2 separate regions of the Homo sapiens genome follow, and region 2 is linked to region 1. Evidence: chromatin loops called from intact Hi-C (ENCODE). Cell type or tissue: GM12878. All regions are shown on one strand. Each heading gives the region's core, and the rest is flanking DNA. Links, peaks and the distances in the headings are about the cores only.

Evidence for each region. Peaks named below come from ENCODE experiments on the same cell type or tissue, not always from the same donor. Only the 100,000 strongest peaks of a DNase experiment are listed, where the experiment ranks them.
Region 2: a loop joins it to region 1, with 2.2 times the contacts of the local background. A loop is called at or near these places in 10 of 110 quality-filtered maps.

The regions. Positions count from the first base shown.
Region 1 is chr18:74,862,243-74,878,261 of GRCh38, reverse strand. It overlaps ZNF407 (zinc finger protein 407), which reads right to left. Exons shown (of 9, transcript NM_017757.3): 5 at 899-1,065. Among named protein-coding and RNA genes, the nearest start is that of ZNF407, 270 kb to the right of the region's middle. In GM12878, for the core only: no CTCF peak of the experiment used is centred there; a DNase peak (open chromatin) is centred at 7,841; H3K27ac peaks cover 1,671 bases.
Region 2 is chr18:74,799,097-74,815,115 of GRCh38, reverse strand. All of the region lies in intron 4 of ZNF407 (zinc finger protein 407), which reads right to left. Among named protein-coding and RNA genes, the nearest start is that of ZNF407, 210 kb to the right of the region's middle. RefSeq lists enhancers at 7,938-7,987, 7,972-9,171. In GM12878, for the core only: no CTCF peak of the experiment used is centred there; DNase peaks (open chromatin) are centred at 7,855 and 8,185; H3K4me3 peaks cover 965 bases; H3K27ac peaks cover 1,997 bases.

The DNA.
Region 1 (16,019 bases), core at 3,337-11,336:
GTAAAGAGAAGGAAGACCACAAAAATATCAAACAGCTCACAGGAATATGGCCACAATGCTCTAGGGAGAGACTCAAATATAAGCTTGTAAGGAAGTTTTGGGCCCACTAGACTTAGACTATAAAAAAGAAATCACAAACATCACAATAGGGTCTTACTGGGATTTACATTTACAAGGGCCCAACTGAGAGTTCTGGCACCACCCCTACCAAAGATGTACGCTCAGTGTTGCTCCACATACCAATTAGCGGAAATTCCACACCCTCTGTTACATGTTCTGATGTGAAATGTATGTGAATTTGAACATTTTTAATAACTTTCCAAAAAAATTATAGTAGCTAAATGCGGATTAGTGTCTTTGTATCAATTATCCAAGTATTTGTATCAATTATCAAAAACTCTTGGATCTGACAGTATCCTCCTCAGAAGAAAAATATTCATGTGGTAACAGTTTCTTAAAACGGTACATAAAACCAAGATTCATTAATGTTCAAACATACTATGGAAATTCGTTTATATCAGTAACAAAACACAAGACTAGCTCTCTTTGAAAACTTAATCTCTCCATATGACCTTCTATAAAGATCTTCTAAAAAGACATGTTAAACACATACAAATATATATATACACATACATACACCATAAATGAGCTTCTAAATATAGACTTATTTTATGTAAACACATTCACACACAAGCACAAATGTCACTTTAAAATTGCCTTCTCACTGAAAAATAATGAAATGATACCATACCTATAAATACATAATTACCACAATCTTAAAGCAGGACATCATTTCCATTGATTACTATGAAGATGGGATAATTAATGCCTCTGTTCCCACAGTCCACCCAGTCTACCTCTGCCCAGCCTCCTGGGATAGGAAGGCGGCGCGGCACACCTGTGTGCGTCCTGTAGTGGTCTTTCATTGCGGAGGCTGTGAGGAATGAGTAATGGCACGTGGGCCAGGTACATTTAAACGGCTTTTCTCCCGTGTGGAGTTTCATGTGGTTGTTCAGGGCCCACTTCTCTGTGAAACTTCTATCACATAAGTGGCATGTAAATTTCCTGCATGAAGGAGAGAGAAAACAATATAAATATGGCCCGCACACCAGCACCGAAGGCCCCAGGCAGCGCGTGTGCGAACCCTGAGGTGCGGTGCACACGCAGCCTCTGCGAGGAGCACTGCAGGCCTGGTCTGTCATGTCTGTATAACCAGGCATTGATTTTTCTGTCGAGGCCTGGCACTTCAGCCATTTATTCTCTGCTTTGCGGTTGGGCCCAACGGGTTTGAAAAATTCTGTTACAGTCCAGTCACCCCTGAGGCAAAAGTGAGAATAGATTTCACCTGTACAGGCCTACACCACTTATCCAGGGCATGGGCTGTCAGAGCAAAGGCTAAATGAAATGCTATCCATACTCAACCACTCAGACAAGCCCTGCTGTCTGCTGGTGTGCGGCTTGTACGGCTGGAGCAGGGCCTCTCCTGCATGCACCCGGCGGCCTTGCAGCACTACGCTGCAGGGAAGAAAAGGCAAACCCCAAAGGTGTTTCCTGAACCAGGGGTCCTTCTGTGTGACCATGTGGGTACATAAAAAGGTTCGTTTGATAAAAATAAAAACAGATCGTAACTATACATTTTTACAAAATCAGTATTTGAGAAAAATAAACCTTAACTATTTCCAGTATGAAAAAAAAATACTGAAAATAACAAATTAGTACTTATACAATATAATATTTCAGGTTTACCATTTAAGACCTTTCAATACCTTTAATAATAAAGGAACTCTGAACCACCAACAGAACCTTGAATACTTCCTCTGTTTGATCTTCTGCCCCTGTTCAATTGCATTCATGAAATAGTTGCTAACATTTACTTTACATTTCCAATATGAGTTTAAAACAATCCCTGTAACTAATAAAATACTCTCCAGTTAATTCAGAATAATGAACAGTCAAAAGCAAAGTAAAACTCAATAATCAACAGTAAAATATTATAACGAGTTGACAAGCACGATGCCACAAAGATAGTGTCTGGCAAGCTGGGTTGGCTATCATAAATTTTAGCATTTTAATGCAATCAGAACTATGAGTTTAATATAATCTGTGCTTTAAATTATGATATGAATAAGGAGATGTTGAGTGTATACTTTCACATAGAGTCTTTAACCATACTTTTACAAATTTCCTTAGCCCCATAAGGGCTGATAAAGAATCCCAGGGTCCAAATAATTAACTTCCCTATTTTGAGGCAAATGTGAATTACCTTAACAAATTCATCACTCGGAATATCACAAATTCCCATGAATCAAATTATAAAATTGTCTTTTATAAAAATCTTTTATTCTATTTAGTTATATTTTCAAAAGGTAGATCTTAAATGTAATAGAAATAAAAATAGTTAAATATTTAAGAATTGCCATATAAGTTAAATGCTTCATTAATATTAAAATTGCCAATTTATTTATCTATATATGTAAAGAGATACTATATTTACACCCGTTAACATGGACTAACTTTGAAATTACTATATCATTGGATCATTGCTTACTAGTACTAGAGAATGACAAATATAACTAAATACTTGGATATGCACTGTAAAAAAAAATCACGTCCGTATATCTCTTTGACGGGTCTTCATGCATTTAACATTTCAAAACCATGACAGGGATCTTATTTCCAAGATAAATTCCCCTATCTACTTATTTCCTCATGTATTTATTGTGGCTCTAACCTTCTCCTACAAGAAACAAATAAGGAGGTTAAGTAGATACTATCTTTTAACAAATAGTTTCTCCAGATTTTATTACAACTTTATGAATGACAAAATAAATCCCTCATTTTTAAATCTACTGTGATGTACATTTAACAAAATTACATCTATGAAACCTCAATATATGTACTCTATTATTCCTATGTAATAAAAATGTTAAACTAAAGCTTGTGCCTGTCGTGAAATGACAAAAGCCAGATAACAAAGAACTAAGACCACCACTTGACTTTCAGAAAACCTCATGTGTTCTACAATTTGCTTTATGAAAATAAATAAGCTCATTCTGGCACTTAAAAAAGAACCGGTATTACCTATGTAAACTGTCCTTATAAAGATCAAGACGTACTTAACAATGGGGTGTTCTCTGGAACTACACAAATTCTGAGTCTCAAATATTCTAAAATATTTGCCTTCACACAGCAACTCAGTAAGACCTCTACCATCACCCAAGGGATCCTGGTCCTCCTGGGGACCTGCAGGAAGTCTATCACGAGGAGCCCTGGGCGAAACCTGAGCTAATAATGCATACAGCTCTATCTTGCCGGGTGAACCCTGCGAGAAGAGGGACATCAGTGTGTGTTCTGGCTGGACAGCAGAAACACCTGAATACCCACTGTCCCCAACACACTGTTCCACATAGCACAGAGAAATCAAACGAAGAGAGGAGTCAGGTTTGGCTTTCAAGGAAATTGCAGGCTACTAAGAGAAAAATCATTCACAAAAATAAACTTAATGCCAGAAAAAAAAATTAAATGCCATTATAAATTTAAAAGAAGAGCAATTACAGTGGGGCAGGGCAGATAAGAGAAGGCTTCCCAGAGGTGGCATTTAATTTAGACATTTAAAAACAGGTGACAACTGGAAATGCAGAGCTAGCTGGGAGGGTATCAGAGACGGGAGATGCACAGTCCCGGAGCTAGAGGCAAAGGTGCTGACAGGCCTCAACAGCTGTGACTCTTCCTCGCCGGCTGTGACTCTTCCTCGCCTGCCACCCCCCAAGGAGATGCCCCTCCAGCCACCAGGGATAGGGCCAAGCCCTGTGGCTTACCCTAGGCTAGATTCAATGTTTTAAATGCTTTTCTATCCCCACATGGTGGACTTTCCTGAGAGATTTCTTGCATAACTGAATTTACAGTATATTAAAGAGGTCTGTTTTGCAAAAATTCACTAGTGAAGATTGTTTTATAGGTCAGTTGAGGGATGTGCAAAGATGAATAATTAGTAATAATGTAAAGATTACAATCTGAGAGGGTAAATAACACAAGCACGCATAATATGATGGTATATGGTTCACCCATGTTCTTACGGCCCAGAAAATTGAAGCCCAGAAGAGAGAGCTGGGCTTCAATACCATCTGCAGTTCTTAGGTAACAGAGTGACTCTACAATGCTTACTACAAGTTCAAAACGCCAAACAGTGCTAACAGAATTGAAATGAAAAAGGGCAATTTCTTATCTTCCCTTTCCTTGGGCTTCACTAGATGTTTCTCTTGGATATAAAGAGATCTTAAAGGTTTCAAAAGGAAACAAAGTCACAAGCAAGAGAAATCAAAATGGATCCAGACTTCTCAAGAGCAACATGGGTAAACTCTGAATGTTCTACATAATACCTTTAGTGTCCTCTCAGCAGGCGTTTTCATTACAGAGTTCCTGGCACTGAGATGTCTGTTATGCTAAACTTGGAATAAGGCCCCTTCTCATGCACGTAGCTATGCCATGGAAGTCAATTACGAGTTAGTCTTCTAGCATAAATTTAAAAGAGTTCCTTTTTTTTTTTTTTAAGAGCCAGGGTCTTACCCTGTCACCTAGGCTGGAGAGCAGTGGTATGATCACTGCTCACTGCAGCCTCAGGACCTCCTGGGTGCAAGCGGTCCTCCTGCTGGGATTACAGGCTTGAGCCACCTCACCTGGCAGGATTTCTAAATTAAATAAGGGGTTCCTAAAATTCTAAGCACTTTTTCTAGTATTCTCAAAATATTTATGAGAGGTTTCTTTCTTCACTACTATGTGCGTTGTTTTTTTCATTAGCACCCTACTAAATGTGGGCTGACTCTGGCCTTAGCTCACCTACCTGCTAAAATCAGTGAGCAGAGGTGCAAGCCAGGGTGTTCAGCACATGCCAAGGTATTCCTTCTCTGAAATTCTCTCATTATATGATTGATAACAGAGTCAAAATGAAAATCCACATCTTTAGACTGAAAATTTTGAAGACAGAATACTAAATATCCTCATTGTCAGCTCTATGACAATAACTAGAAACTCTCACCTGGTGTTGCTAGATGTCATGAATAAAGTTAAAGAATAAGTAGGGAACTGAATTATGATTATAGGATTAATAGCACTGTCCTAATAGATATTTTGGCCTCAGAGAAACTCTGTGTTAGAGCATTTTTCTATTTTTGAATGTCTAAATATCAGACAAGTTATGTCAAAATATATAATGTGTAATTTCAGTTATATCTATAACCTTATGTTTCCACATTACTAAGGTAAGTATCCTAAAAAGGTGGCTTTTTATTCATCTTCTTCAAAATACATTATTAAATGTTATTTAAATTTTTTATATCCTTTAGGCAAAGTATTAATTCTGCTATTAAAAACTTAATGAAAAATAGGCACACATCTCACATATATAAAGACACAGGTATTTTAATAAAAGTGGTTTATTATTTTATTTTTTACCAGTAAGAGGAGTCACTAGTATATCTTTTCTTTTTTTTTTTTTTCTTTTTTTTTTTGAGACTGAGTCTCGCTCTGCCACCAGGCTGGAGTAGAGTGGCCCGATCTCAGCTCACTGCAACTTCTGCCTCCCAGTTCAAGCGATTCCCCTGCTTCAGCCTCCCAAGTAGCTGGGACTAGAAGCACGTACCACCACGCCTGGCTAATTTTTTGTATTTAGTAGAGGGTTTCACCATGTTGGCCACAATGGTCTCCATCTCCTGACCTCGTGATCTGCCTGCCTCGGCCTCCCAAAGTGCTGGGATTACAGGTGTGAGCCGCCGTGCCCAAAAAATATCTCCCCCATTAAAATTTAAACAATCTTAAATATCCGTCAGGTTGTGAGTAGACAAACAATGAATTTAATCACAGAATGGAATATTATAATACAGTGAAAATGAATAAACTAGGGCTACATTTATTAGTATGGGTTTTTAAAAATCTCAAAAAGGTGATTGTATTAAAAAACAAGTTGGGTGTGAAACTGTATCATTTATATAAAATGTTGCAACAAAATAAACAGTATTAAATATGTAAACCTAGGTCGTCCATGTGCAAAAGCAGGAAGATCTCACCACTGATCAGCCTGTGGAGGGGGGCGGGGCGGATGCTGAGGAGGGGGGCGGGGCTGACGGCAGCACAGTGCTAACTGTAGTTCTAAAATTTTGTTTCTAAAAAGAAAGAACTCTCCAGCCTGACCAATACAGTGAAACCCGGTCTCTACTAAAAATACAAAAATTAGCTAGGCATGGTGGCACGTAACTGTAGTCCCAGCTACTCAGGAGGCTGAGGCAGGAGAATCGCTTGAACCCAGGAAGCAGAGGTTGCAGTGAGCTGAGATCACACCCCTGCACTCCAGCCTGGGCAGCAAAGTGAGACTCTGAGACTCTGTTTCAAAAAAAAAAAAAGAAAGAAAGAAATCTGTAATAAATATGACTATATGTTAATATCTTCCAAAGTGTTTATTTTTGAAAATTTTTGTAATTCAAAATATTTTAATTAAGACAATCAAATATTTCTTAACTTCTCTATATGATAACTTGGACCAGTCTTTTCAAATTAGTATATGAGACAAACTCATATCTACAAAAACCACACCAGTGGGAAAGATCTGGTATGTTCCAAATGAAATTTTAATAAAAGAGTGAGCTAAATTTTATCAAAGTATTTAAAAATTATGTGGTCACTATCCTCTAAAACTGTGACAAAAATGTGTTGATTGACTAAAAATTACTGTAAAACTACACTAATGTTAAAAAAAAACTGACAGGTATTGCTTATCCTTTTGAATAAACAAAATATAGAACTATGAAAACAATGCAAGATTTATATAATTCCTAGCAAAACAGCTCAATGTACTAACGAAGTTTATAACAATTTCTAAGTTGCTCAAAGACTTCCAATTCACAGGCAGTTTCTTTGAAATAAAAGCCTTCTTTTTTCAAGATAATAATTTAATAATTATATGATAATATACTAAGAGAGGGAATGAAAATGAAGTGGTCTTTGCCTAGAAGGGTTCCCACCTGAATTTCTTCAGAGCTGCAACTGTATCTGAAAACAATCACTTCTGTGAAGAATGCAGCACACAGAAGGCACACAGGGACGAGCACTGCCGACCGGCCACCATGCCCAACTGACTCACAGGAGCGCCGTGTGCTTAGAAAGTGTCCCAAAAGACCAGAAAGCAAAATGAAGACACTCACAAAATCCTGCCACAGCAACAAATTCAGTATCTATAAGCATCATAATTGTGAGATACTTAAAGTATTTTGGGTCCAGGAAACATCTGAGTGAAATTACAATACTGCTTGTAGACTTTAAGCACACTTTCATACAACACAGACACTAGAACCACATTAAATATACCCAAATAATTCCATAGTAACCTGTTCACCATATTTCTATGGAGTTTCAAAATACTATATATCGTGCTTAAATTCAACATGCAACGTTAGATGGAAAATAAAAATTTCCCAATACTGTCTAGAAATTTAATAATCAAAAAGGTACTCTAATAGCTAAATAACAGTAACTGTGATAAGACCACAGTCATCTTTGACCATTTCCTTCTAAACATTTGTGTGTGTACGTGTGTGTACAAAGGCTAAATAAAAACCTTGCTCAATGAATGAAGTTACATCCAGACACCAAAAATGTTCCATGATAATACTAATATCTAGATCATTTAAGTTAGACTAGACTTTGAGAGTTCCTTGTTTCAGATTATATATAAAATGTGAGCATAATTCGTATTAAGAAGCCACAAAGACCTAAGAATAGAAAGGTTTCATTTACTAAATTCAACTCTAAGGCTCTAGTGTGGCTTCAAGACGAAAGTTGAAAAACCTCCCCTGAGGGCTTTTAAACAGTTCACCAGGGAGCCTCCTACTTAAGCCAAGAGTCTTGAGCACATTTTTGCCCTGAACAGGTGATAATTAGCCTAATTAACAGGCTAGATCCTTGTTAACTAGTTGGAAAAGAAAATTAACCTCACTCATGCCAAAGACTGTCATTTTTATACCTCTTAACATATCACTCAGGTTCTAAAAGCTGTGAAACATATTTTTCTAGCCCTTTCAATTCAATTCAAGGGTTAAAAAGCTTTTTGTCAAAATAACTTCTGGGAGGAGCATTAAGCAGAATATTAACCCCAGGCTGCCTCAGTCTACTAAGAACCAAGAGAATGACTCATTCTAAAAGAAAACATTCAAGGATTACAATTGCTGTGCCCTCAAAGACTTGATTTCATCTTTCAAAATCTCTGCTATGAAATTTTTCTTTGTCAAAGAGACCATCAACTCTGGCCAACCAAATTAATTTTAGCTGAAATTTTCCCCAATATACCACACACTATGCATCCAATACTCACCAGCACAATAGTATCTTAGATCGGGGTTAGGAAACTGTGTAAAGGACCAGATAGTAAATATTTTCAACTTTCGTGGTCATAAGGTCTTTGATACAACTACTTAACTCTGCTGTTGTAGCACAAAAGCATCATAAACAAATCAATGTGGCTGTGTTCCAATAAAACTTGACAGAAACAGGCAGTGGGCCTACTCTGGCCTGGAAGCTGCAGTTTACCAATTGCTGGATTGGATGAAAGTTCAAATCCCCCCACTTCTGCCCCTAAAAAAACCCCATCTATACAGGGTAAAAGAACCCACACTGAATGTTGTAGGCACACAAAGGTCCATTAAGCCCCATTCTCAGGGTTCAAGAAGTTGGTTTAGTTCTGAACTTATTCATGTTTCTTGCACAGCTTTAAAACTTCAACATGAGAAGAACAGGTGGAAGGAATTATACTGCATATGAGACCCATTCCAGTCAGAGGCTGCCCTGTCCTTTTTAAAACTACCCCCTTTCAACTGTATGGCAGGGCTGCAGGGCTTGGAAAGTTGAAACAATTTTAACTAACCATAGAAGTCAAGTCCTGGAGAATAAGACATATATTAAACTGCCACAGTTCTCTAGTCTGAGCTAAATGAAATTTTATTGCTTCAGGTTAGGTAAAAAGCCACTGGATTTATGTAAGGAAAGTTAAAATAATAGTTACTAATATTGGACTAATATTACTATTTAAAGAACAAATAAAGGGAATTTCTTTTAAGTCATCATTCTTACTGATATACATAATTTGAGCTAAAAAGATAAAATGTATTTCAATCCCCACTTACACCTTCATTCCAAATGCCTTAATTTCAATCTTTGGACATTTACTACACAATCCTAACCATCTTCAAATTATTATAGTTCAGCTACTTCTCTATCAACCAACCAATAAGAAATTATGTTTGGGGATTTACTGTGTGTCTAGCAATGATCCATGCTATGTAGAAACCTATAAATAAATAAAATACATCTATTCCTCCCCAAAAGGATCCTATGATTCAATGGTCAACACTAATGTCACTGAAATAATGAGAACATCAGAACCCCACAGTATGTGGGACTTTTGAAAAAGCTCTAAAAGCTGTTCAGAAAAAGGGTCAATACACATAGATTGAAATAGTTGAAAAAGGCTTCACTGTTAAGGTGGGGCTTCAGACAAGTCTCAAGGACAGAGCCAAGTGGTGTGATGGAAACAGCAGCGACTGAGACAAGCTCTGGGGCCCAGGCAGCCAGGTGGTATGCAAGAGCAGTGAGCCAACCATGCTGACGGGGGTTGTGGGGGAACAGGCTACATAGGACGAGCAATCAAGTTGCACAATTTTAAAAGTCAGATTAAAATGTTCTTGATAATTAAAGAAGTTTGGCTTTGGTATATATGACAAAAGCAACCAACAATCTCTTCTTTGTTTTTCGTTCTTTTTCTTTCCTATCATTCTTCGTGCTTGCTTTTCACAATTATTTAACTATAATTTTCTAAGGAGCTAAATGCAGCCTTATCTTTCCCAGGTGCCCATGATCAGAAAGATACAGTACATATGCATACAACCCACAAATATGTGTATGTCTATGGAAAAACCTCCTATAACAATGCCCTCACCCAAGATTTATGATGACATCGTTCTAACATGTGGCCAAGTAATGTACTAAACAGCATGTTAGCTATAGCAATGCTGCTGTGCTTCAAGCTATATACCTACACATGATACAAAATGTCATTTCAGAGAGCTGAGAACCTCTGTTTCCTTTGCATGTCAATGGAAAATGTTTTAATAACTTTTAAGATGACATTATTTTAAGATGACTATTCACAGCATTAGAATGAATTAACAAATATAACTACGATGGATTTTATCCATAAACCAAAAATAGGCTTACAGAAAAAAGAAAAGTATAAATAAAAAGAAATCAACTACAAAGTCAACTCTAGTAACATTATTTTCTTTTACATTTCAACATACTAAACAATATACTAAACTGGCATATTAATGGAAGCTATGAATAAAACCTGTCCCAATTCAACTTATTATCACAGTCTAACTCATCAGGAAACTGATATGCAGAGTTTGGAAAAGCCCTAGTAAGGAATTTATACTGTACTGATATAATAGTATGGCTAGAAAATATTTCATTAATATTACTGTATAAAATTTTACTAGTAAAAACATACATTATGGAAAAACACGGTATATCTGCATAGAATCAACTATCCCAAACCCTTTACTAATAAACCCGATGGTTTCATAAGAACAGTACTGCTCAGTTCATTTCATGCCACAGGTTCAGAAATCACATTTGCAGTCAGATACTCATGCTGGTGAGGAAAAAGCAGCTAGTAAGTGTCTGGCCTTCGGCAGCCTCTCAGAGCCTCAGAAGGACCATGGAATTTTTATTCCTGGTATGTATTCGAGTCAATATTTCTACAACATTGGGCACAGGACACGTGTTCAATTTTGCATTATAGTCCACATCATCAGTGCTCTATAAATATAAATTAAGATAACTATTCCACAAACTGTTTAAAACAGCAATAAGAAAGTCATAGTTTCTTGCCAGCAATTCGTGCCAGGTCAAACTCTCCAGAAAAGGTCTATCGTATATCGTATAGTTTACAAACAGTAGCAGTTTTCTAAACAAAGTTAATATGCCAAAGACAACACGGCTGATCATAAGTAGTGTCTGCATTAGACACAAAACACATGGGATTTAAATTTATTAACACTAGAATCCTGTTAGAACCATTAACTGACACCAGTGTATTTAACTCTCTGACCTTGGGACATTAGTTAAGGGATGACAACCATCACTATTTATTGTTAATCTGTAATGTGATTTTATGCAAGATTCAAACTATGGTGGATTAAATTTCTTCCTTTTTTTTTTTTTTTTTTTTTTCGGGTAGACACAGGGTTTCACTATGTTGTCAAGGCTGGTCTCAAACACAGGGGCTCTAGGGATCCTCCAGCCTCAGCCGGAGTAGCTGGGACTACAGGTACATGCCACAAGGCCCACTTTTACACTAAATATCAATGAATAAAATAATAAATGAATAAAATAATATAATGAATAAAATAAAATAATATAATGAATAAAATATAATGAATACAATAAAATGAATAAAATAATCAATGAATAAAATAATATTTCTACCGAACAAGTGGAAATTCCATACAAATAATTTTTTAAATTATATATATATATTATTTCTCACAAAATTGATTCTGGTAATACCCAGAAGTGTTTCATAGACTCATACAACTGATATACAATCAAATACGCTATGTTTGCAACTTATCCTATAGGTCTTTATGTATCTATTATGGATACATAATTTCAAGAAATTTGAGTACATATGCTAGATTTAGAATGGACTGTCCTCTCTGATGGTGACTGTGTGTGATTTGCTGCAGTTAGGAAGGGCAGCTTTCCACACTTAGGCATTTCATTGTCTTGGACTTTGTCATCATCTCGGCCTTCTAGCATGTCAGGATGATCTAAGGAACCATTTGAGCTCAAGGTAAGATTAGCTAGAAAGGTTGAGATGTATTACCCAGTAATCCCAGAGTTCAGTACAAAATTGACCCTTTCAGAGACCTTAGTCCAAAGAGCCGCAGTTACACTACACTTCTAGAGTAAATATCTTGGGGCATTTGTGCACTGGAGCATCACCAAGATGCGATTTTAGTGCAGTAGACCAATTCAACATAGACACAGTAGAACCCGACATAGATCACAGCCTGCTCTAAATCATAATATTCTGACATGCAGACATATTGAAAGATCATGTTGTAGGGAGTTATTTGTTCCTTGGTAAATCGTAAGTTCAAGGGAAAATACAAAGATTGAATTAACATAAAAACAAGTTTTATGGTTTTAAAGTTAAACTGTGATGCAACTGAGAATAAGTAGTTAATAAAATACTATCAAGTTTTTCACTGTTTCTGACACATGCCTCCACTAAGCAATGTCTTTGAGGTAACTGGCAATGAAACACAAATAAAACTAGAGAATACACACATATGTGAGGTATCATTGGGAAAAACCTCATAGAGCAAGCAATTACATATTAATTTAGCGTACTTTCACTACAAAAGAAATTTATTTTTAAAATTGGATGTGTGCAATTATGAATTTTTTACAAAACAGATTTGCAGATTTAATCTACTTCTCATATATTCTAAGTTATTTTGAAAAGATAAATTCAGATAGACATCAATAAATACTGGATATAGATCATTTATACTAATTTTTCAATACCTGCAACAAAAGGCCATGTGGAATAACATTATCATTTATTATGTACCTTCCAGCATTCAAAATATTAAACTAAGTTTCTTTATAATATTATTAAGTGCATAATCAAAACTGACTGGAAGGATGTAGGTGATAAAATATATTTATATTTGGCATTAAGTATAGTGTTAGGGAAGCTAACATAAACATACAGAATTAACTGAAGCTATCAAAATGAGGTTAACAATTAAAGGGACTTTTTCAATTATGGGCAAGGAAAGAATAAAAATGAAAGTTAAATCGCTTGCTAGTTTAGATATTATGATAAAAAGAAAACAAAACCACACAACTGTTTACATTGCTACTGTCTCTCTTTTTAAAACATTTTTCAGATGGAAATGAACTGATGTCCAAGAAATTACACACACACAAATGACAACTCCTCTTTTGGCTCTGAGAAGGAAAAGCAGTGAAAGTGACACCAGGGTCAGCTCTGAGCGTTGGCCAAGTACCTGGCCAGGTGCCTAAGGAGAGTCCCAGGTGAGTGGTGAGTACAGCATCTGCGCAAAGATAGGAGCAGAGGCTTCAAGAGATGGTTCAAGTATTCACAGATGCAGGGAACTCATATTAATACATCCCCCTATGGAGCTGACAGCTAATTATAGATATTGTTCATTACAATTAAAGAATCTTCTCTTAGCAGTGAGTAACAACACAATCACCATATTATAGGACATGGTTCTAGGTGCTCAATGGAAAAAATATGTCAACAAACTTTAGAGACCAGACAGGCTTTCTCTAATGCCCTATCTTTGCTTACGATTTCACTTGTATTTTCTACATTACGCAAGCATCCTCATCTTATTGTGATCTTATTTGCCACTCACAAGTTGATACAACACTGCCTCATAAACATTAACACTTCAATTATTTTCTACTTTCATATTCACACACTCCCTAAATAATTCGAAATAATGCAAGGTAATATATTTTGATTTTCATTCTTTGGTATCATTTACAGTGCCTATCAGTAAGGTCATAAAAATTATGGATTAAGAAATGTTCATAAAACTCAATAATTTTACATAATTAAATTTTATCAAAGGCTCAGGATGTGAAGAGAAGTGTTCTGATAAGTTATGTTCCCAATGACATATTCAAAACTGGAAACCAAACTGCTTGAAGGAGGTCATGCCACAGAAGTGCAAGGGATACCAAGTCTGACACCACCTCAGCTGTGTGACAGTGGCAGCTTACTTGTTTTTTCAGCCTTAATTTCTACATGTCAGTCGAGTTAGAATAAATTATCTTCGAAGTATGATCCAATAATAAAACCCTATAATTCTAATTTCCACTAACCTTATACCAAATCCAGTCCTAGGATAAGGTGTAGTACGACTCTCAAACTTCTGAAGGCATGTTACCAAAGGTTATGCCTCTCCAGAAGAAGAAGGAAGGGTTCTAACGAAGAGTAATCAAAGAGTAATCTTTGAAAAAACTAATCAATCTATGTGGCTGCAGCCCAACCAACCATCATAATTAGTGAACAATTCTATCTCAGTCATATTTCCTGCCCATAGAGTCTACATGCACTCCAAATGCTATTTAATTATCCTCAGGAATAAAGAGACCTGACTTGCAGGAGACAGAGGTTTGAATGTTTCTTTATTATTTAATTTGTCTAAGATAGTTAAAAAAACAAAAAAACAAAAATAAGAAAATAACATTACAATAAATTACACTGCCAGGCATAACTTTATAATACTATAAAACCAGAGGTTCAGATATGCAAAGGTGGTGGAATAGTAACAGCAAAAGAATAGAGAATACATGCTGTAGCCAACACCCCAATTAGGTTCCATCATGCTTACATACAGTAGGTGCTCAATTATTAAACTGAAAAGTCTCATCTAAAATTGTGAGACTAGAATAGAAAAACATAATAGAGTTGTTATCTTCAGTAAAATAACTTCTGGTCCTTTAATTCGCTGCAGTCTGAAAAATCCTTAATAAAAAGATAGTAGCAATATAAAGAATGGTTTTGTTTTCCTTTCATAAAATCTAGACTAGCAACTAGTCAAATAAAAGGAGACTTATGGTGTATAAATAACCAAAAGATAAGGACAAAACATTCCACTGGAATTCACATGATGCTATTCACAAAAACAAAAGAGCTAAGAACTGGAGGTGGTAAAAGACAGAAGAAACACTTGTCCTCATGTTGACAAACACCTCATGGAATATGTAGAGATGTGTGTTGTATATCTCCCCAAATTTCTAATATTCTGCATAGCAAATAAGTTTATATTAATTACTGATATTTATTATTCTTCAAAATAATACGCAATCAAGCACTAAGGAATACATACAATGTCACTTACAAGCAGAAGAGGTGGAAGTATGAAATACCTAGAAAAAAAACCCAAGTGAGCCGGGTGCGGTGGCTCACACCTGTAATCCCAGCAATTTGGGAGGCCGAGGTGGGAGGATCACCTGAGGACAGGAGTTCAAGACCAGCCTGGTCAACATGGTGAAACCCCATCCCTACTAAAAATATAAAAAATAGCCGGGCGTAGTGGTGTGTGCCTGTAATCCCAGCTACTTGGGAGGCTGAGGCAGGAGAATCACTTGAGCCTGGGAGGCGGAGGTTGCAATGAGCCAAGATCGTGCCACTGCACTCCAGCCTGGGCAATAAGAGCAAAACTTCATCTCAAAAAAAAAAAAAAAAGTGAGAAATAATGAGAAACTTTTCCTCTGGGGAACACAGGCAAAAATATTAACACATTTTAATTACTATAAAGTAAACAAGTCCTCTGACTGAATTCTAACTTTTACCTGAATTAACACAGATCTGACCAGGGACTAACAGGATGAATAAGAGTTGGCAAAAAGGGAAGCAAAGCTGAAGAAGAAAAACTTCAGAATTATCAAATTTTAGGATGTATGATTCTAAAATAAATTTATTTGACAATTTGGGAGATTTGACTCTGACAAGTGACAAAACCAATTAAAATTTGACAAATTATGTGGACCCACTATCATGTATTAAAGTAATAAATAACTTCGATACAGTACTACATAAATGCATTTTATATCTTGGTACTTCGGCAAACAAAACAAAAAGATAGCTACAGCTTTATAGTAAAAACAGCAGAACTGCAATTATACATTTATTCTATAAGGTTAACATCAGGGTTTCATAAATGTATGATTTAATTTTTTTTTATTTCTCTCCTATCACTGTTGTTAAAATTCTCAGAAAAACATTTGGCTGCTCCCAGACATATCTGGCTACTTACAGCATCTGTAGACCCAGGGAACTGTGTGTGCCACACTCGATCCAACGTGCAGCCAGCTTTCCTGAGTGAGAGCTCTGGCGTGTGTTCTGTAAAGTTACCGGTCATAAA
Region 2 (16,019 bases), core at 3,652-11,651, 63 kb after region 1:
AAAAATTCTACTGATAAAATATGATCCATTTATTTTATTTTGTTTAATTTATATTGTTATACTTCTGGTCATAAACTTTTATTTCTTTATAATAACAATTTTATAATGTAATTTTACATTGTAAAATTTTATAATGTAAACAAAATTTTGAAATAAAAGTCTGATTAATAAAGATTATATAATATGATATTTTGAATTTTAAAAATGTACTGTATATTTCATAATGTATCTCTACTTTAGCATAACAAATTCATTAAGGGTAAATGAAAAAAGCCAAGAAAGTACTATAGAGACCACTCATATTATTTTAATGCCTAACAAATACACAAGAATAAAACCAAATTTTTCATCAAATTATATGAGAAAAAATTTTACGCAGTAAGATTATACATTTTTTTAAATCTGTAAAAAGACAATCATTTTGGAAAAATTACTTTTTAATCCTCTCCCTTCCTGATAAAAAAATATGTTTATCTTCTTCTGTTTCTCATATACTATCCACAATGCAGTCAGGGCACTGGAAATTGACAGAGGATAAAATCATACTGATTGTTCTTCAACAAACTGAATTTCTTCCTTCTTTACTGGGAAACTTATATTCAAATAAATCCTTTAAAAATAGCTCAAGTAAACATACATTAGGATCATTTAAGACTAATACCAATCATTTATTGAGAACATAAAGAGTAGTGGCTGGGAGCGGTGACTAATGCCTGTAACTACAGCACTGTGGGAGGCTGAGGCAGGAGGATCATTAGAGGCCAGGAATTCAGGACCAACATAGTGAGACTTTGTGTCTACAAAAAGTAAAATCATTAGCTGGGTGTGGTGGTGCACGCCTGTAGTCCCAGCTACTTGGGAGGCTGAGAAGGAGGAACTTTGAGCCCAGGAGGTGGAGGTTACAGGGAGCTATCACTGCACCACTATACTCTGGCTTGGGCAACAGAGGGAGACCCTGTATCTTAAAAACAAAAACAAACTCACAAACAAAACCAATAAGGAGTATTATTTGGTCTCTGAACTTTTCTCAATGCTACTAAAACATGATTTTAATGTTATAACTAGAAATGAAATATGCCCTTATGCCATGAAGGGTAGGAACCACACATCCAACACAGAAAGCAGATAATGGGACATCCACTTACATCACTTTCCTTCTACTATTCCACTTACTAAGAATTTTTTCCATACAATTTTAAAGACTAATTAGTAAATTACAACTTCTCAGTTCCCTACAAAATTAGGAATTTCCACTTCCTGATAGGATATATAGATCCTGCAAACCAAAGCTGCTACTGCAACAACCAAAAAAGGGGGCATTAATTACAACCACCACGTCCTTCAAGATACTGAGTAAGCTGTGGGAGCTACCAGAACAAGACGAATTAGAGGAGGAGGCGGACAAAGGGGCCCTTGGAGCTAAGCTATGAACAGATGCCACCTCCTCCCCCATGTTACTTGGTGATTCCAGGTCAGCCACACATCTGGCTTCCCTAAGATGAAGGGCTCCAGTGGGGTAAGAGAAAATGAGCAGAAATACCGGCCCTCACCCTGGGCTGATGGGACAGAGTAGAAACTGGAGGAACCCCAGTGGCAAAGCAGGTCTTCCCACGACACTGGCTTTGATGAGGTGGTGGGTGTGGGGTGAAGGGGGTGACGCAGAGCGAAGTGTTCTGTGGCCTCACGGCATCATGAAGACAAATTCCCGTTTGAGCGAATGGACCTGACAGTGCCTCACCTCCATGGATCTGAAGCTGCGCAGAGTGTGAGCCTGAAGCACTCAGCCCAAGACCTCCCCAGAACACAAGGAGCCCTCATGCAGTCTCTGAGGGCTGAGGAGAGAGAAGCTATGCCCACCTGTCCAAGCTCAATCAAAAACACAGGATGTCCACAGGGACAAACCACACAGGGACCAAGTCTTACTAAAACTGCAAGCCAGCGCAGCACAATCTGCTGTGGACAAGGCAACCACTCCTCCCTTTTCTGCCTAACAGAGAAAAGGGCCATCCTTCTTGTCATATCACACCATCGGGGCCTGTAGACAGGCAAGGTGTAACCAACAATTCAGGGTAAAAATAAGTAAAAACCTTGAAAGAACTATGATGACCACATCAAAGAGATGAAATGAGGGACAAGAAATTGATGAAAAAATGGAGCACCGCAACAAAAACTGTAGTCTACATGAAAAAATCTGGTGAGCATTTTAGAACCAAATAACAAAATATCTTTCATCAAGAATTCATTGGATGGCTTAAAAGAAGGCATATCAAAGGACAGGATTACTGAATTCTAAGACAAAGTCATTAAAAAAAATCATAAAAACTAAAGAGTAAGGAGAAGGAACAACGAGAACAGATCATAGCATGAGAGACACGTGGGATCCACACAGAGGTCGAAAATGTCCCAGAAGAACAGGGTGAGGCAGAGGTAGTACAGAGAGAGGCAATGGGGGAAGTTTCAAAACTGCAGAAAAACAACAACCCCTACATTCAAGAAGCTAATCAAACCTCATAGAACGAACACACACACACACGCTCACACAACTTTCTCTCTCTCACTCTCACTTCACATTATAATCAATGTGTTGAAAACCAAAGACAAAATCATAAAAGCAGAAGTGGTGGAAAAAAGAGATGTTACCTTCAAAGGAATTATAGGTTATCTAGAAAAAAATAAACAATAATATGGGAAAACCAAATTCTGGCTGTTTTCTCTGGGTGTAGAGGGGGATTACATTGAAGGTAGTATATGTGAAACAGAGTAAAGAAGTCATTGTAAGCAATTTGCTAAGTAGTTTGTGTGCTATGTATTATAAAATGTGTATCTCATTTACATTTCACAACCTTCTCAAATAAATATTATTTCCTTTCACACACAAAAATTCTAAGCTACTGCCAGACATCTCACAAATCCTAAGTGGAAAAGCGAAGACACAAATCCAGAGCTTTCTGAAACAGCTCTCAGAGAGTCTGCCATGCTACTTCATGCAAAGACAATGGCAAAAGGATAAAGGCTTCCTAAAACAAAGTTAACAGAGTAATAGGCAAAGATTAAGTTCAATGAAATTTATTTATTTTTTTTTATTTTTATACTTAAGTTTTAGGGTACATGTGCACAATGTGCAGGTTAGTTACATATGTATACATGTGCCATGCTGGTGTGCTGCACCCATTAACTCGTCATTTAGCATTAGGTATATCTCCTAATGCTATCCCTCCCCCCTCCCCCTTCCCCTTACCCCACAACAGCCCTCAGAGTGTGATGTTCCCCTTCCTGTGTCCATGTGTTCTCATTGTTCAGTTACCACCTATGAGTGAGAATATGCGGTGTTTGGTTTTTTGCTCTTGCAATAGTTTACTGAGAATGATGATTTCCAATTTCATCCATGTCCCTACAAAGGACATGAACTCATCATTTTTTATGGCTGCATAGTATTCCATGGTGTATATGTGCCACATTTTCTTAATCCAGTCTATCATTGTTGGACATTTGGGTTGGTTCCAAGTCTTTGCTATTGTGAATAGTGCCGCAATAAACATACGTGTGCATGTGTCTTTATAGAAGCATGATTTAGAGTCCTTTGGGTATATACCCAGTAATGGGATGGCTGGGTCAAATGGTATTTCTAGTACTAGATACCTGAGGAATAGCCACACTGACTTCCACAATGGTTGAACTAGTTTACAGTCCCATCAACAGTGTAAAAGTGTTCCTATTTCTCCACATCCTCTCCAGCACCTTTGTTTCCTGACTTTTTAATGATTGCCATTCTAACTGGTGTGAGATGGTATCTCATTGTGGTTTTGATTTGCATTTCTCTGATGGCCAGTGATGGTGAGCATTTTTTCATGTGTTTTTTGGCTGCATAAATGTCTTCTTTTGAGAAGTGTCTGCTTATGTCCTTCGCCCACTTTTTGATGGGGTTGTTTGTTTTTTTCTTGTAAATTTGTTAGAGTTCATTGTAGATTCTGGATATTAGCCCTTTGTCAGATGAGTAGGTTGCGAAAATTTTCTCCCATTTTGTAGGTTGCCTGTTCACTCTGATGGTAGTTTCTTTTGCTGTACAGAAGCTCTTTAGTTTAATTAGATCCCATTTGTCAATTTTGGCTTTTGTTTTTGGTGTTTTGTTTTGTTTTTGGCCATTGCTTTTGGTGTTTTAGACATGAAGTCCTTGCCCATGCCTATGTCCTGAATGGCAATGCCTAGGTTTTCTTCTAGGGTTTTTATGGTTTTAGGTCTAACGTTTAAGTCTTTAATCCATCTTGAATTAATTTTTATATAAGGTGTAAGGAAGGGATCCAGTTTCAGCTTTCTACATATGGCTAGCCAGTTTTCCCAGCACCATTTATTAAATAGGGAATCCTTTCCCCATTGCTTATTTTTCTCAGGTTTGTCAAAGATCAGATAGTTGTAGATATGCGGCGATATTTCTGAAATTTAAAAACTAACTATGAGGCAACAAACAAAAGGACTCTCAAAACTAGAGAACAGAGAATACCAGAAGTTTAAAAAGTTAAAATGAAAACCACTAGGAATAAATAAAAGTGTTATCATGCCTGATCTGACCAATTACTTGAGTGGAAACAGAGTATTTTATCAAATCACATTATTTATTCTTTTCTCTAACAGTTTAAGACCAAGAACAGGATATGACTGTATAAGGCCACTCAGCTTTAAAATGCACATGAATTTCACAGCAGAATCCTACATGATCATTCAGTACATCAAGTGGTGAGATTACTGATTTAAAAAAAAAAAAAGCAAAGGTGCATCACCTTTGACGCTTAAATCTAAAACTTTTGGCACTCAGATTTAAAATATCCACACAAACTGCCTTCCTTAACAACTTGCCTTCTCCAGTCCACCGCAGCATCCACTTCATCTTCTTGACCACTAAATGAGCTCCAAAAGGTTGGTCCTCATCTCTCTCTCCCTTTCCCACTAGTTTCAGTGCTTCTGATCCCAGTGGAGGGCTCTACCTTCACACCTGGCCTCTACCTTCACTTCTACAATTACACATACAACTTCCAGTTCAGCATCGCCACTTGAATGTCTGAAACTACTTCAAACCTATCTATTGATTAGCAAAGACTGCTCAAAATGAGTTCCTCTCACAGTCTTTTGCATCTCAGTTAAAGGCACCATCACATCCACATAATTCCTCTTTCATTTACATCTCACATACAATCCATCCTTCAGCAAGTGCCATCAGCTCTGCCTTCAACATTTATCACCAATCTGACCACTCCCATTACTGTGGTGCTAACTACAGTCATCTCTCACTTGAACTAATTCCTTTCACTCCTTCTCCATGCTACGACCTTCCAGCTTAGACCTCCATACACTCTAATGGTACATGGAGACTTTGTATGTATGTGCAAAGGGTACATAAGCAAGAACTGTTTAAAATTACCAATTCCTGATCTAGACTCCATTAATAATCTTTTGTATTATCGATAAGCCTAAGAAAGCTCTTGAAGTATAACCATACGCCAGTTCTTCTTAACCACCTATTTAACTCACAACTGCCTTTTCCTCACTTAACAGAAGAAAGGCATTCTTCTTGCCCATCATCTACCTTGCTCCAAAGTGGAAAAAACCACTGGGACACCAAAGAAACCATCATTATAAGAAAAACCTTCTTAAAATCAAGGAGCCATAAACTGAAACCTAGAGATTTCACTATGCACTTTCCTAGTTTGTACATATTTCTATAAAGAGAAAGCATGACATTAGGCATAGGGCACTTGGCCCAAATTCAGATGTTCTAAATTCAGGTATACTGCAAATGGGATGCTGAGAGTGACAATAACTTTTGCTTAACAATTTTTTGCCTTGTGAATCCCGAACAATTATCAACCAAAGATATCACTTCTAAATGAGAGCAGTGTAAAAGAAGAGGAGGAAAGAAATATTAAAGAGAGCAGAATTTCATTTCACTTTTGCATAAAATTGCATGGCGAAGATGCATGCCGGATCTAAGAGTGGGATTACCTGACGTTTTGCTGTTTTTTTTCGTAAAAGAATCCTGGGAAATAACTTGTTATAAATCATACCCTATCTGCAGTTTTACTATGCGAGGTAAGAAAAAGAGCACTCTTATTTACCCACGGTTCGGTCTGTGTTAGCTCCACATTGTTTATGATTTGGAGGAGGAGGAGGTGAAAAATTCTACATTTATTCCCCACAGACCAATATTACATCAGTAAAAGAAACATGTCTCTGATATAATTTAATATTTTTATTTTCTTCAAAGAGGAACATTACCATTAGCTTTTTTATTGGGTACTATCCTTTGACTAAATGCCCATGTCTATCAAAGTGATGACACTCAACAAGCACAAGCACTTCTCTATTTATTCATTCTTACCATGTACTCATTAGAATTAGATTAACTTTAAAAAAAATGTAATTGATCCTATCATAACAACATATACAATAGGTGAGCATATGTACTGTTTAAGCAATATAGCTAATAATCATTAGAACTCTATTTGTAAGCCCCACAATTATAGTATCTCAGTAACATTTACATTTACCATTATTTTCCATTAGACTTTCCCTTATTCTAGCAATAAATTTCATCCATAGACACAAAAATTGAAATTTAAAAATTTTAAAGTCTCAGTAAGTCATTCAATTCCAATACCATTATACATTTTATGCTTAATAATTATCAAACTCTTTATAGACTTTGTTGTTTCAATCGTTTTAATAGTAATTACAATAATCCTTTCTACACATTTTTAACACTTAGAGCTTTATGAGCAAAGATACTAAAATATAAAAAATGCTAAGTGCTGGCCGGGCGTGGTGGCTCACACCTATAATCCCAGCACTTTGGGAGGCCAAGGCCGGTGGATCACCTGAGGTCAGGAGTTCGAGACCAGCCTGATCAACATGGAGAAACCCCTGTCTCTACTAAAAATACAAAATTAGCCAAGCGTGGTGGCACATGTATGTAATCCCAGCTACTCGGGAGACTGAGGTAGGAGAATCATCTGAACCTCGGAGGCGGAAGTTGCGGTGTGCCGAGATCGCGCCATCGAACTCCAGCCTGAGCAACAAGAGTGAAACTCTGTCTCAAAAAAAAAAAAATGTGAGGTGCTGTGGCATACTCCTGTAATCCCAGCTCTTTGAGAAGCTGAGGTGGGGGATCGCTTGAGCCCAGGAGATCAAGACCAGCCTAGGCTAAACATAGTAAGACCTCATCTTTTATTTTTTAAAAATAAAACAATTAAAAAAACCTTACATCAATGTATGTGTCCGTGAGTATGTACTGATACCCAGAAATGATAAGATGATCATTAAAATATGTCCACATACAAATACAATAAAATCTGTGGGGGAAATAAGGGATGTGAGTTCAAGAAGAAAAACAAATTTTCTGACAGTTAAAGAACTTATTCATGTACTTTTAAATGAATGGACGGTGGGAATCAAATCATCATGGTGTTAACATTCTATTGGATACATTTTAAAGTGGTACAAATATTACTTTACTATGTCAATTTTTATTCTACACTTGAAATTATATCCTGTCCAACTTCTGTACTTAGGATGAAAATACTCAGTTGCCAACAACTGGGGCAGGGGATACAGAAGTTTGAAATACTATCATAGGGGAACTTGAGCACCATACTATAGCATAACTAGTGTGACTGTTCAAAGTCTTGCTTGCCCTGTGAAAACCTTCCCATGAATATCCATGCACAACGAAGACTACCTCCATGACTCTCGGGACCCTGCTCATGTCTCTTTACAAGCTGGCCTGTATGTGTGTTACAGCCACAGGACCCTCCTTCAGCACATGCAGCCCAACACTTTCAGTTCCTAATTCAGTTTCACTGTACTTTCTGTTCCCTCCACCTAGAATACTCTTTAATGCTGCCTTTCTCATCATTCACGTTCCTACTCAGCCTCAGAATACAGGGACTCTCTTTGCATTACTTCTTGCAAATAATGCAGGCTAATTTGCCCGAAAAGCCTTAAAAAGGCTTCAGAGGTGCCTACTGTAAACAATCTATCTACAATCACCTGTTGCTTCCCGTTATTATCTCCATGGCATCTACTGCTTTCTGAAATTATTTATGTGCTTCTTCACTTACTTTCCAGTTCTGCCATAACAATGTAAGCTCTATGGGTAAGAAGTGTTTATTTTGCTCACCACTCCATTCTTAGAACCTAAAACCATGCCATGCCTGAGAAAATTTTTGCTAAATTAATCATAGGTGTGAGGTAAAGGTGACTCATAGTCCTAGAATAGCTTCTACATGTCAAGCACTCTGCTGGGACACTTACTCAGTCTCACTCTATTTACTCCTTATGAGAATTTTCTAAAGGGAGTATTATTCCTTATATTTTTAGTTGAATAAACGGAGTTTCAGAGGTTAAGTAACTCGGACAAATTGCATCAGTTAATAAAATGGAGGTGACAGGATTTAAACTCAGGTACTGGATCTTAATCATCCTCTGCTAGAGCTTTATCCACTATGACATGTTGTCATTTTATTTCCCTTACAGTATTTTCATTTATCATCTTGTTTGATCCTCACAACAGTCCACATCTTATCATATCTGCTTTCCAGAAAATGAAACTAAGGCTCTGAGAGTCAAAAAGCTATGTCCATGGAAATAAAGCTACTTAGGGACCAACTGGAACTCAGGTCCTCCACCCCTGGCTCTCGCCTTCCTCCTACAACCCCCCATTGGCATAGGCTAAAGCAGAGATTGGTGAATTACAACCAGGTTGACAGGTGAATCAACTTCCCAACATATCACACTGTGCCACTGTCAAAAGCTTGAGAGTTTACAACTGCCACAGACTTTCTGAGATAAGATAAAGACAATCAACATTAGCCATACTAAGGAAAACCTAAGTAATCCTAAGTAAGGGGCGCGGCCTAGCCAAGGTGTGGGCCTGCAGTCACAGCAGGCCCTGCGCCATCCAGCCACTGCTCCAGATTTGGCAGGAAACCTAAGTGCACACGTGATGGCTTGGAGTTCTACAAAGTATAATCTTACTCGTTTAGTATTATTTTAAGATATTTTCCCAAGTTCTAGTGTATAAGGATAAATCATTTAAAAACTCAAGAAAATTTTTAACAAAAAGAGTTACATCACTAGGAAAAAAATGTATTGGAAATAGTAAAGTCTGTAGAATATACATCCATAAGCTCTTCCATTAAACAAAGAATGAAAGAGGACGAGTCGAGAAGTCAAGTAGGAGTATCTCAATTTTCTCACACAACGTAACATCTTCATTTGCTTGCACAATGCTCAAATCTGTCTTAAAACAATGAACAATGAATGACTTCAAAACATTATAATCAGTTCCAGTTAAAATTGCAGATATAATTTATACTGACTCTTGTCTCTACCTATACCAGGTGGAGACCCTTTAACAGATGGTGTTCATTCCCACCTAACAATGATCAAACAGCAACAGGAAAACTTTGGTTCAGTTTAACAGAAGTCAGGTCTCTACTCCAAAGTATCATAAATGTATTGATAACATTCTTATATTTTTACTCTTCCCATTATAAAAATAAAAAGTTGTGGGGAAAACAAAAGATAATTATGGAATCAAAAAATCAGATAATGCTAGATTTAACAGTATGCTTATGTTGCAGTCTGCTACTAGACAATTTGCATTGAAAATGTAAGTAGGTATTTATCTTTATCACTACAACTATAAATAGAAAAGTGTAAATCAGACTATTGTGACAGTTCAACTGGAGAATTTAGGAGCAGAAAGCAGAAAGATTTTCCGCAATATATGAGAAATTCAATTATTTACTTAGGCTTAAATCCAAAATGTAATCAAATCTTAAAAATGCAATCAAAGATTTTTAAATAGCAGAAGAGTAAGATGAAAGACGATTATTTTCATTATAGAAGTTCTGAAATGAAAGCCCAAGTAAAAAGAAAAAGGAAACACCTTCATCAAGGTGTGTGACTATGTTCTAAAATAGTCTTTCATCATACAAAAATGCACCTCCTATAACACAGCAGAACTTCAACATGGGGGGAAAAAAGAGGTCATTTTTTAAAGTAAACTGTTGTTATAAGGTAACTTTTAATTTGTGCACATAATGTCAATTGCTATGGTGAATGCACGTCGGGTCACTGAAACAACGGTAGCTGAATTCAGATGTGACCTGGCAGCCCAGGTGTTCAGGAAAAGTGCTGTTAACAGTGAGGATTGATGATCTAATCAAACTGTCACAGCCAGATCCTCGGCAGGGTGGTTGGAAGGAGGTGGAGGAGGATAATATTCAGAAAGCAAGCACATGCTTAGTGTTACTTTAAATTGATGCTGACATTTTCAATTGTGAAAAGAAATTTTTTCCTAAGTAATATAGGAAACAACTCGGCTAACCTTCCGGAGAATATCAGATAATCATGGTAGGTTGTGGTACAAAAGCTAACTTCTCAGAAATGTGAGCACATATGAAATACAAATAATCAGACGTTTTAGAGACTGGCTATAGTAATCAGCATTTTAATTACTTTCTGTTTTCTTAGATGTATAGTACCATTGTGATGAATATCCTCTCCACATACAAACAAAGCAATGTATTTAGCCTGGTATTTTTGCATCTGAGTGTGAAATTTTCCCAAAAGGGTACAAATAACCAAGATCCATGTGCTGATTAACGAAAGACTTCTCTGAAGTCATGTGTTAATTAGAATAATTAATATGTTCCTTACTGAATATGCCAGGCATTTGTCACATGGCATGCTTACAAAAACTTTGATTGGACAGTCAGCTTTAAATAAACCCTGAATCATTAAGGGTTTTTTTTTTTTTAACTCATTGATGATGACAATTTTATAAAACTGAGTACTCAATTTTTAAAATAACAGTTCCTTCCAGAAAATCACTAGACTAGCCTACATTTGTGTGATGATTTACATCACACAAATGAATTCAAGTATGCAAAGAAGTACACAGATAAAAGGAAAAAAAAAAAGACAATGAAATATGTCTAACTTCAACCAAAATAAGTCCTCAGCCAATCCTCCCACTGCAGGTCCCATCAGTTATGAAAAGTGCTCACAAAGACTTTGGGCTTCAGAGGCACTCGACGCGTTCCTGTTGTTCTGTATTCCTGGCAACGTCCCGATCTTTCGATATGCAACCTTTACTCTGAAGCCAAGGACAATCAAGTTTGTTAAATTGCTTCATGTTTTCAAGGCACGTTGTAAAGCATTCTCGTGAACATTTTTCGCTCCGTCATTCCTGACCTTTTTGAAACCATGCTCCAGAAAGTATTAATATTGATAAAAACCACATTATCTCTGTCATTCACAGCTGACACACAGACCCAAGGTAACACAACACAGCTTCCCTGGTTTGTAAAACATATAAATGTGACCAAACTAGAAATACTAAACTTTCTCTTTCATGCGCAATCAGAATAAGCTTGTATGTTTTCTGGTAAGACTGACCCATTCTTTAAAATCTGCCTTTTCGAATTCTTTAATAAAATTTAGTAAGATATCAGAGAAATAACATAATGCATTGCAGAAAATCAACTTAAAATTGCTAAAATATAGGAAGAAAATATTCCTCTCCTAAAAATAAACACTATGCATTCTCAACAATGCAAAATGAATTTTGTCACTTTCAGTACTTTATAGAGAAAAATCCCACAGACACATTCTAGATGCCCATTGATAACCAGGTCCTTCTTCTCAGAAAACAGGAAGTTTCCAGGGTCTCCCTATCGATGACAGGACCAGCACCAGCACTAGCACTGCAATGAACCAGAGGGCTGGACCAACGGGGTATCCCCATTAGGGACGAAGTGCCAGGAAGAACAAACCCACAACCACCACAGTGCTGATGTCAGCCCCAAATCCATCTCCCCAAGAGCACGGGAGCAAACAGGTCTTCCCCTCACTCCAGTTAGCTCAGGATTGAGTGAAGCACTGAAATACAAGGCTGTTACAGGGCTTTCTTTTGACTCTGACAGGTAACAAAACTGGCTAAGGGGGTGGTAACGCTGGACTTAGCTCTCATTAGCTACCACCCTGGAACAGTCAGAATGAGTCTCAATATAATTATTTAAAAAAAGAAAGGTAACATTATAACCACTCCAAATTTATAACTTTTGAATTCTATATGGCCTGAGATACCCTGAAATTCCTACACACTGGCAAAGTTAAAAAAAAAGAAAAAAACAACAACAAAAAAACACATTCCTACTATTGGTTGGTTGATTGCTGGCTTAATGTCAGAACAGACTACCATATTTATCATTAATCTTAACTTGACAATGTATTGCAAACTTAATTATTACAGTTTCCCTGGAACATCAAAAGCTCTATAAAACATGCATATGCATTAAAACTAAGCGACATAAAAATATGCAATTTAAATATATTTAGTGTTACTGTTTTCTTCCACTGGATATCCACTATTTGTCAAACACTTAGAATATTTCACAAAATTTTCCGTCAAACAATTGTTAACAAAAAGGAAGAGTAAGAGAAAAATTTTCGAACTGACCTGAAGCAAAGCAAATTAGAAATTTCTCTGAAATCTTACAATTATTCTGCTACATAAAATTTGGATTTTAATATAATATTTTCCCTCTCCTTCCAATACATACAACAAAACAACTACCACACATTGTCGGTTGTGAGCATTCAGTGGAAGACTATTCATCTGCAACAAAATAAAAATGCCTTTTCCACAACAGTTCAAAGTGTAGAATTTACACTAGGAAAATAATAACTTGAAAAAATGTATATGTAACATTGTTAACAGAGTAAAAATGTACTATGCCTATTAACTAGTAACATCATGATTCACATAAACAATAGGTTAAAAGGCCACTAAAATTATGTAAACTCACATTTACAAATTGACATGGAATAATGCCCATAACATATAGACTAAATGCAAGTTGAAAAACATTCTGTAAATATATTTGTACGTAGTATAACTATATGTACATTTATATATACATGAGAATTGAGAGATGTTCATTGAGGGACATTACAGAAAGCTAACAGTGACTTTCAGTGAAAAGATTTGAGATTCTATTTATTTTATCCTTCATATTCACGTATGTTGGTTCTATTTTGTTTAAGCAAAGGAAAATTTTTTTTTTTAAGAATTCTGACAAAAATGAAAAGGAAAAGAAAATGGTTATTTTTTAAGGAAGAGCACTTTCTTCTAGCAAGGTCATGTGCTAACAGAACATTTTGAAGGAACTATGTACTTGGACGATTTCTGGAATGTTTATTGTTCATACAGAGTAATTCACACTCTCCTTTTGTCATGTTCACAGTGAGTAGCATCAATTTAAGCGGTAACTGAAAGAGGTTATAGGTGTCCACTGACACTACAAAACGCTCTTCCATGTGAAGTTCATAAACTAGCCCTGGCTTCTATATACCATACAGCTATCACTGGCAGCAAATGCACACCAACCAAGAGACCTCGACATGCATCTGCGGGTGTGAAATTCTGATCAAAACAATAAACTGCATTTGAACTACAGGTGGGATAAGTAGATACCTATAGGTATAACCTAATTAACTGTCTTTCATTTTCAGGATATAATTGAATATACCTGTAAGAGAAAATAAAAAATTAAAACTTAAATATCCAACAAATGATTTGAGGGAACATTCTATTTCAATCAGTTTCACTGATACCATTACATTGCCATTTTCATGGCCCACGTTTGTGATACTCGAAGTATATATAAAATATAAACAGTAAGTCTAGATTTCCATGAAAACACACTGATAATGAAAGAAAAATATAAATGAAGCCTTATGAAATTAATCTCATATATACTGATTTATAAAATTAATCTCATATACCTTGACAAAGGAATGTGACAAACTGAATGTTTTACATTTTTCAGGTACACAATCATTAATCATACTCAAGAGAAAAACAATTTAAAAATTAGTTGATAATTGATGATCAAGACAAAAATTCATAAGCACTAATGATCATTATATTACTATTTCCAAGTATTCCAAAAAGAAATTATAGAATATCACTAAGAGTATGGACTGCTTATTTTCTAACGGGGAAAGAAAACCTAACAAAGTGCCTAAATGTCTAGGATTGCTTTAAATTTATGGAAGAGACTCTTTGAAACATTTTATAGAGTTTAAAAAAAAACGGTATAATGAATCTGTCTGTTAACAAGCTATGTTTGAGTTACAAATAATGGTCATAATTATTTCCATCCTGAAACAATAACCTGACAAATGACATAAAAGTTATCAGTGATAGGGCAAATCACTGACAAATGAAGTCAAGTTATCAGAGACATTCAATGTAAAAATCGTATTAATTTCAGAAACATTTCCTGAGACACTGGGCTTCCATTCTACCTAGGAAGCAAACTAATCAAAAACTTTCAGTATATAAAACAAACTGAGTTTATATATGCTTCCAATGAGAAATGACTAAGATTGGCTTTAGGCTTCTCCCATCACGAGAAAAACAATTATCTTCGTATAATTCTTTTTGAACTGTTCATTTTTCTAAAAATAATTTAAATAATTAGGAAGGCCATAGATGGCAAGGAGAATATGAATTTTAAGAGGCAAGAGGTTAAACGTTCATTTCCGTTAAGCAAATCTACAAGAAAGCAAGCAAAAAAGACTGAAGATCTCAACAACTGGAAAAAATGTGGAAGAGGGAACAATGTGACTAAACTTTTGTTTATTGGAAAAAATCTGAAAATAAAAATAATATGAGAATAAAAAAGACAACAGCTGAATTAAAACAATAAAAGAGTACAATCTAATCAGCAAACTCAAAAGCAGGGGAATGCACAAAATTAGCATAAGAATAACAAAACTACAATAGAAGCATTAAGACCAAGAATTACAAAAAGCAGACCAAATTCAGAACTCACTCATGAAATTTAAGTAAGTCTATCTTTTCATTAAATGTGATTTGTGCTCAGGTTATATCCTTAGGAATATTTTTATTCCATGACTTTAAAAATGGAAAGACTCACTGTGTGTGTATACAAAGAATTGTCTTTGGACTCTCCTCAAAGATGAAAAATATTCTATTGTTATTCAAGTTATTGAAAGCCAGGACTCATCAGTGAAATGAATGATCAAGATGGACCATGTATTTTTGGAAAAAATGTAAGGTAACCAAAAAGCAATGGCATTGGTAGACTTTGGCTAATAAAATGGTTAAAAAAAAAAAAAAAAAAGGATTTTTTTTTCAACAACGGCAATACTGCTGCAATAGAACCTAAGAATGACAAATACATCTAAAACATGTTTGAATATGTAAACTTTGATTGAATATTCATCCTATTGCTACTTGTAGGATACAGGTGCATACGCATTCTCCAAAGCAGGACAGTATGCATATGTGTGCAAATCATTACAGTTTGCAGAGAAACACTGAATGCTAATCCAAACAATATAAATGCACAAAAGCACTACCACTGTCTCTACCTATTGCAAATGAAAAGAGATACTGACTTGTTATATGATATTTTTGCTGTCAATGTCCAACTTACTCCTTTTAATGTTTTCAGGTTATGCAATTCTTGGGACAACAGGTAATATCTAACATAAATCAATGTTACATGATTTCAGTTACTTTCATTCAAGTTTAAATATTAAAACCTGAAGTGCTAGAAATCAGGAATGAAACAAAAATTTTAAAATTTATCTTGAATGAATGAAATCTGAATGAATGTCAAGGGCAGGAATTCTCTCAAGGGATCCTGTACTGCAAGATTAATTCACATTAATGGAAGGTTTTCCTATGCCCACAGTGCTGAGACTGTTTCTGTCCTATGGGAAACAGTTCATGGAAAATACTGAATTTACATATTTCACTGTTATGTTCAGTTATTTTCCTCAGAAACAGCATCAAACCTCCGTGCTAAATTTAAAATGAATTACAATTTTGCTGAAGGTTTAATTGCTAAGTAATTTCTTTGAACAGTTTAAACAATTTACAATATTAGTCAACCTAAAAATTTGTGGGCAATCATATGGGAAAA